2 separate regions of the Homo sapiens genome follow, and region 2 is linked to region 1. Evidence: chromatin loops called from intact Hi-C (ENCODE). Cell type or tissue: PC-3. All regions are shown on one strand. Region 1 overlaps SPDL1 (spindle apparatus coiled-coil protein 1). Region 2 overlaps DOCK2 (dedicator of cytokinesis 2).

The links. A loop is a pair of places that touch in the nucleus more often than their neighbours do. Peaks named below come from ENCODE experiments on the same cell type or tissue, not always from the same donor. Only the 100,000 strongest peaks of a DNase experiment are listed, where the experiment ranks them.
Region 2: it touches region 1 in a loop (13-fold over the local background); 1 of 110 quality-filtered maps calls a loop at or near these places.

Annotation. Positions count from the first base shown.
Region 1 is chr5:169,600,764-169,604,763 of GRCh38, forward strand. It overlaps SPDL1 (spindle apparatus coiled-coil protein 1), which reads left to right. Exons shown (of 12, transcript NM_017785.5): 11 at 517-862; 12 at 3,297-4,000. The coding sequence ends at 3,444. Among named protein-coding and RNA genes, the nearest start is that of SPDL1, 19 kb to the left of the region's middle. In PC-3, no CTCF peak of the experiment used is centred here; a DNase peak (open chromatin) is centred at 2,068; H3K27ac peaks cover 2,115 bases.
Region 2 is chr5:169,986,695-169,990,694 of GRCh38, forward strand. All of the region lies in intron 29 of DOCK2 (dedicator of cytokinesis 2), which reads left to right. Among named protein-coding and RNA genes, the nearest start is that of INSYN2B, 8.2 kb to the left of the region's middle. In PC-3, no CTCF peak of the experiment used is centred here; a DNase peak (open chromatin) is centred at 2,487; H3K27ac peaks cover 979 bases.

The sequences.
Region 1 (4,000 bases):
CAGGCATATATTACCAATATTCAGAAAGTTTGGCCTATTCTTGTCATTTAATCCTTCTAATACACAATACCAAGTGAAGTGGGTGCTTTTAATCCCCATTTTACAGATAAAATGAAGCTCAGAGAGGTTAAATAATTCCCCAAAGACATGGCTGTCACATACGAGGATTAGGATTCGAACCTGGACTCTGCCGCTGTCTCTTCATCTCCACACTGAGATCTTATGAACCACCTTTTTCAAAACACCAAGAGAGAACAGTGAAGCATTCATGCCTAAAGTCAAAATATTGAATTCCCAAGGAAAAATATATAGCCAAATAAACTTTAAAATATATAGTTTATATAGATTCCATGATAAAGAATAAAAGGTAGAAACAAAGGATGCATTTCAGTGAGGAGATGGTTGCATTTTAAAAGAATGGAAAAAGGTATACATATAACTAGTTCTGGCTTCTTGTGTTGATTGTGTCTTTGTTTTCTTAGATTTTTTCTTTTCCCCACTCGTTTTTATTCTCAGAGACAGTTGAAGTGCCTGTACTGAAAAAGAGGCGTGAGGTGCTCCCTGTGGATATAACCACCGCTAAAGATGCATGTGTCAACAACAGTGCTCTCGGGGGAGAAGTTTATCGATTACCGCCTCAGAAAGAGGAGACACAGTCCTGCCCTAACAGTTTAGAAGATAACAACTTGCAATTAGAAAAATCAGTTTCTATATACACACCAGTAGTCAGTCTCTCTCCTCACAAAAATCTGCCCGTGGATATGCAGCTGAAGAAGGAAAAGAAATGTGTGAAACTCATAGGAGTTCCCGCTGACGCTGAGGCCTTAAGTGAAAGAAGTGGAAACACCCCTAACTCTCCCAGGTCAGTGTCCTCTTTTCCTCCAGGCAGCCAGCAGACCTCTCCATCTCTCCTCTCTCGCTGCATGAACTGTGCTGTCTGTTTCTTTATCTACTTTCTTACAATTGCATGCAGTATAATTCCTCAGTTTCATCTACCTACCTTCAACTTTTCCAGAACTTTAAGAAAGACTAAACTGATTGCAAAGGGAAAGGACTCTTGAATAAGGCAATCACATTAAAAAGTTACACGTTTCTGTTTCATGAAAGGGAATATCACAGTTTAACACATCTCTGAATGTTTTATCAGTTTGAATACATGTACTGTTATTTTTCTCCTGGTTCAAGCATGGCCATGAAAGAAAAATTAACTTACTTTCTCAAAGGGCTTTCCAGTAGTCTAAGAAATTTCAGCCTTCTAGGAAACTTAGGTGAATTTTTTATGTCTTTTGAATTGCTTATCCTAGGCATTCAAAAATGGGCTTCAATACTTATTTTGACATTTTTACATATCAAAGCTAACTCATTTTCATTGTTTCCAAAACTTGAAAGCCTCTAGTTTCTGCATAATTGAGTTTGTGACTAAAAGAAATAGCGTCAGATATGTGTGTCTGAAGGAATTAATGTCCCAAGGGCTTTGTCTTAATAAAAATAATTGAGGTCAGAAGGTAAGAGAAAGTGAATGGAAGGGAAAGGTAAGTAGCAGTGGCTGAGGCTCGAGTTCTGGATGTGCGCAGCAGGAGAAGTGAATGAGGAAATTGAAGAAAGTAAAAGAAAGATGAAGGATGTCTGCATGCAATGGGATTGTTAGAGGCATTTAAAACAAATATCTAGACATTCAAAAAGATGTGCCAATAACTAGCCTAGATTATCTCCTATGAAATGAGATGTTGAAGGTGCTACTAGGGCTACCTTAGTCTTAGAGAGTGGAGACAGATTAATAAGACATTTTACTAATGTGCATTTGAGTAGAGAGAGTAAGACAGCCCTGTTTAAAAGGGCTTATATGTTTTATCTGATTTCTCTCCAAGTCTTCAGTGCTACTAAATGTAATATTCAACAGTAAAAGCACTTTAACAATGTTAGCTGCTATTATTATAAGGCATAGTAATTTTATTACTCCCTCCTTGGATTTTTATAGAATGTTATAACCTCTGAGTCACATAAAATAAAAGCTTACCATTCTTAAGGAAAAAGTAACTTCAAATGAGTATCTGCCACATACCCATGGTTTCAAAGAGTTCTGAAATGAATCCAGCAGATTATGCCTGTTTATATGTGATGCATTGTATAAACATCCTTGACCAGTGTATATTTCTGGAGGTGGATTTCCAGAATTGATAAGTGCCAGCCTTGCTATCTGTATTGTCTTCATTCCTTTTTCTGCCTTTTTTTGCTTGATAAAAAATCACTTAAGCAAATGTATGTGGCTAATTGACTCAAGTAGCACGTTGGAAACTTTTTGTCTTGTTCGTTAAACAAAAAATAAAATACCACAAAACATTTGTGTGTGTGTGTGTGTGTGTGAGTCCATCTGCTAACTTAAAATGTTTCCGACTCTTTGTTTTCTGCCTGTTTAACTTAGATACACAATCCTAAGATAATTTTGGAACAATAAATATGGCTTTTATTGGGAACTTCACTATTGCATGCTTTACAAAACTAATTGGTGTTCTTGTTACCGAGAATCTTTACAGGCCTTTAAGAATCTCTCTACTGTTTATCTTTTCTTTATTCTACTAGTTGAAACTCAATTTTTTAATATGAAACAAATAGACATCTATTCATGCAGCCCAAGATTCCATGTTATTTTTGTCTTGCCTTTTGTATGTCATGTTAACATTAAAATATTGCTGTAACATTTCAGTTTTTGTGTTAGGTGTGCTTATCATGATAGGTGCCCTGTCATATTTTCTTTAATTTAGGGCTTGCCATGACTTTTTAAAGATATTCTTTAGACTTAAAAAATAATTGGCCCAGCGTGGTGCCTCACACCTGTAATCCCGGCACTTTGGGAGGCTGAGGCAGGTGGATCACGAGGTCAAGAGATCAAGACCATCCTGACCAACGTGGTGAAACCCTGTCTCTACTAAAAATACGAAAATTAGCTGCATGTGGGGGTGCGCACCTATAGTCCCAGCTACTCCGGTGGCTGAGGCAGGAGAATCGCTTGAACCCGGGAGGCGGAGGTTGCAGTGAGCCGAGATCATGCCACTGCGCTCCAGCCTGGTGACAGAGTGAGACTCTGTCTCAAAAAGTAATAATAACAATAATTGAGCCTATTGATATAAAAAGACTTTTAGACAGCCAGTGACTTAATATTCTTACAGTATTAGAGTCAACTATATTTTTTTTCCTTGAATACCATGCCTTATTGGAGGCCCATTATACTGGGGGTTTGTTTCTTCAATCCTTCATAACCACATTTGAATTCAGAGTGGATGCTTTAATGCCTGTAGGTTAGCTGCTGAATCAAAGCTTCAAACAGAAGTTAAAGAAGGAAAAGAAACTTCAAGCAAATTGGAAAAAGAAACTTGTAAGAAATTACACCCTATTCTATATGTGTCTTCTAAATCTACTCCAGAGACCCAGTGCCCTCAACAGTAAAGACTTGTCTTTAATAAGAGTACGGTGCCACTTGCCTCAAAAGTTACTATGGTGCTTAAGATTGTCTTGATCTGACATATATCACCTTCTGGGTTATTTACTCATTGTGCCAGGACCTGGCATTTTCATGTGCCTTTGACCAAGTGTTCAGAATTTGCTTGACTCTAACCTGGAGAGCTTCTTAAGTGATGCCCCTTCATGGAGCTTCTATGACAGTGAATAAACTATTAATTGAAGGAAAATGTTATAATTAATGTATCTATTTGCTGCATTGTATATGGATTAAATGATAAAAAACAAGTAATCTACCCTCAGAGCCATGTATTTGAGAATGCTTCAATCATATTTTCCTATGTACTTTTTTTTATAAACTTAGTTTTAGACTATGTTGTAAAAATGGGAAGGTTGTAAACTATGTTGTAAAAATAGGAAATGTGGCTTAAAATATATACATTATATTGTTTCAGGATTTTGTCAGTGTTTAAAGAACCAATGTTCATCTTTGTATTTATATACATGATTTAAATTTTGTCTAAAATTTTAAATAAAACTGCAG
Region 2 (4,000 bases), 390 kb after region 1:
TCCTGCCGATCAGTTCCTTTAAAACAGCATCTTTTTGGTTCTTCTCTTTTCTTTCTCCCTGCTTTCCTTTGGCTTATTTTATTTGTTTTAAATTCTTTCATGGAAAGCCCTTCAACTTATACTGGTGTCTAGTTTTATCTCCCTCTACCTATTGTTCTTGTTTTATATCAAAAAACCAAGCATTGTCTGGCAAAGATAGAAATATCCCTAGAGGGCAGAATAAGGGGAGAAGTTAAAAAGACAAAATCAGAATTCTCTGAAGTGGAAGGGAAAGAGCAAACACTAACTCAAACTTGCCCAAGCAAAAAGAGAATGTATTGGCACAGATAACTGAAAGAGCCCTGAGGTGTGGCTTCAGGCATGGATGTATCTAGGTGCTCAAATAGCAATGTAGGGAATCTGTGTGTGTGTCTCTCTCTGCTTTTTCTATTTACTTGATTCTCAGGCAGATGCTCTCTTAGTGGGGAAAATGGGCTCTAGAAGTTGCAGATATATTCCTTGTTGTATTTTCAACCACAATAGAATGAAAAGGCTTCTTTTCCTATAGGTACAGAAAAAATCCTGAGGCCACTCTTCAAAGGTCTGGCCTGAGCTACATGCCCATCCATGGACCTCTGCGGCCAGCCAAATGAAATGTGCTATTAAGTCAGGCTTGGATTTCATGACCCGCCTTTGGAACTGGGTCAGTTCTACCAAAACCACAAAGTCAGGGAATAAGGAAAGAAGCAGAGAGAGTAGTTCTTCAAAGGAAAATCTAGAAGTTGTTACCAGAAAGAGGACTAAATAATGGGCAGGTGAATGCACAGATGTCCAGCCTTGATCCAGGGTCTTGGGGTTGGAGCCCTGGCCAGGCAACTTCCCCTTCTGAGCTGTCCACACGGTCCTTCTGGAAGAAACATGTGCTGGGTCCCATGGGAGTGCTTTGAAGGAATATTTCCTCCTGAAATCCCAGCTTCATTCAAACTTTAGTCATTTTTGGGAGAGGCCCCCAGAAATGATACAGTAATCCTTATTTCTTTATACCTAGAAAATTAGAATGTAATTTCCTAACGGACCTAATACATTGGAAATCTCTCCTAAATAGAAATCATAGATTTGTATCTCTTAAGGGTCAGCCAAGTACTTATGTTTTGTACATTAAAGAAAAAAGTTAGACTCTAGAACACAGCCTGGGCTTCAGACTCTTTAATTCTGCCACTTTCTCTTTCTTGGGAAGTCATTTAACCTCTTGGAGTGTTAGTTTCCTAGTCTGTAAAATGGGGATAATGGTAGTTTCTATTTCATGAAAATTGCTTTGTGTGTACGAGGATAGAATGAGTTACTCCTTAGCACAGTGCCAGGATCAAGGAAAATATCAATAATAATAGCGTTGCCATCACTAGGTGATGACAACAAACTTAGCTTTAGACTAAAGAAGCATGTGTTAATGTCAACCAGAAAAGATTGCTTTTTTCTGCTTGCAGGCACATAGCTTAGTTCGAAGATTTCCTGCATCTTCTGGCCAAAATGATCTCTTATGTTTATAGAACACATGAAATGTTCTCACTATTTTTGCATTTTGTATATTATAATAGCTAACATTTATTAAGTACCGAGATCCATCACTGTTGCAAAGGCTTTACATGAAATTAGTTCATTTAATCCTCCCAACAACTTTATAATGTAGAACAACTATAATCCACGCATTATATAAGAGGAAGCTGAGGTACAGAATAGATAAGTAACATACTTCCTGTTGCATTGCTGAAAAGAAACAGAAGCCATTTCATTGAAAACAATGCTCTTAATCTCTGTATTATTATTATTATTATTGTTTTATTTATTTATTTATTTTTGAGACAGAGTTTCTATCTTGTTGCCGAGGCTGGAGTGTAATGGCATGCTCTCAGCTCACTGCAACCTCCGCCTCCTGGGTTCAAGTGATTCTCCTGCCTCAGCCTCCCAAGTAGCTGGGATTACAGGCATGCACCACTATGCTCAGCTAATTTTGTATTTTTAGTAGAGAAGGAGTTTCTCCCTGTTGGTCAGGCTGGTCTTGAACTCCCGACCTCAGGTGATCTGCCTGCCTCGGCCTCCCAAAGTAATCTCCATATTATTAAGTGCATTTTGCCCAGAGAGGTGAAATGACTCTCCAAGGTCATGCCACTAGTGAACAATTTCAACCCAATTTAGATAAACAGAACAGGTACCATGACTTATGCCAGACCAGTGTTCCCCAGAATACCATTTTCTTTTCTCCAAAAAGGTGCAACTTATTCATGTGGTCAGGGCCAACTTCACTTGTCAGTATGTCTGGACATTCCAACTAACTTTTCTTCCTTCCTTCCATGATCTGTATGTTATGATAGTTGGCCTGTTTTTATAATTTTTCTATTATCACTTATGATTTCTGTGTTATGTATGCATTAGTCATCTATTATTTACTTATCTGTTTGTTGGAAAAGGGAGTGGAGTTTTCTAGATTTTAATGTCTCCCCAGCTGTGTACTGTTTGCGTATGCAGACATAGTGACACATCTCCTGCAAGAAATACTTCCTGTTAGAGTGTTTTTCTTTTTGGTAAGCTGCAACACAGTAAGATCTGATTTACATGATGTTGTTAATTTTTAAATGATCAAGTTCTTTATAATGTTGTAAATGAACAAGATTATGCCTAGAAACCTCTTTTACCTCTCTTCCATCTGCACCTCACTCTAGAAATCCAACATTTTGAGGAGGCTTAGGATTTATGCATAGCCCTAAAGTTACCCTAAATGCAGCCAACCACCAAATATTTATTGAATTTCATGAGCATCCAGGGTTGTAGGCAATGGACAGGCCAATTTAAGCTATGGTCCCAGAAGGCAGAGGGCTTACGGTCTAGCTGGGGAAACAATAAATATTCCCATGGAAATGCAAGCTGCAGTTGCTGTCATGAATTTGGAGCCCAGACAGAGACCAGAGGCAGAACAGGGCAGTTAGGACTTATGGCTGCCTGGATTCAAATTCCATCTGAGCAAGATCCTTCACCACTCTAGACTCTGTTTTCCTCACTGTAAAATGTGGCTAATAATGATACCTACCACAAGGATATTTGTGGGAACTAAAATGAAGTAATATGTAGAAAGTAGTTAGAATAGTGTTTGACACATAGCAAGCGCTTCATAAATGTTAGTTATTTTTATTTTATATTTCTATTTCTATGGTTTGGGTATAGCCAAACTACTTCACTGAAGCAGCAAATCTGGGCTGGATCTTGTCTACCTTTTCATATGGTAGTTCCATCAGTGTGCTGATGAATCACTGACACCCATTTTCCCTTCATCCTACCTACCTTAATTTGTAGTGATTATTCGTTTTTGGGGTCCCCACCTCCTCCAATCCATGTAATCCAGAAAGAAAGAACCCTCTTAATGTTTTTTTTTTTCTTCTTCTTTTTCTTTTGAGACAGAGTCTCACTCTGTCGCCCAGGCTGGAGTGCAATGGCACGATCTCAGCTCACTGCAACCTCCACCTCCCAGATTCCGGTGATTCTCTTGCTTCAGCCCCCTCAGTAGCTGGCATTACAGGTGCACGCCACCATGCCTGGCTAATTTTTGTATTTTTAATAGAGACAGGGTTTCACCACATTGGCCAGGCTAGTCTCGAACTCCTGACCTCTGGTGACTCACCTGCCTCAGCCTCCCAAAGTGCTGGGATTACAGACATGAGCCACCATGCCCAGCTTACCTCTTCATGGTTTCATTAATCAGCAAAGAACACCTAATCCTGACATCCAGCTGGCTGCAGGATCCCGATCCCAGAGCCTGCTGCATCCCTAACTGGAATCCCAAATTATGCAGAAAATGTTTCCGGGCACTTGGGGTGAACCGTGTCCTGTCACTGAGCTGGAATATGCTGATTCATTCGAACCTTTTGGCCCATGGAGCATTTTGTGTGTTGTAAAGGAGGCACTGAAATGCTCTGTGGGAGAATAGGTATCCCAGCGGCTCAAGAGGAGGGATGTCTGTGTCTCCCAGCCA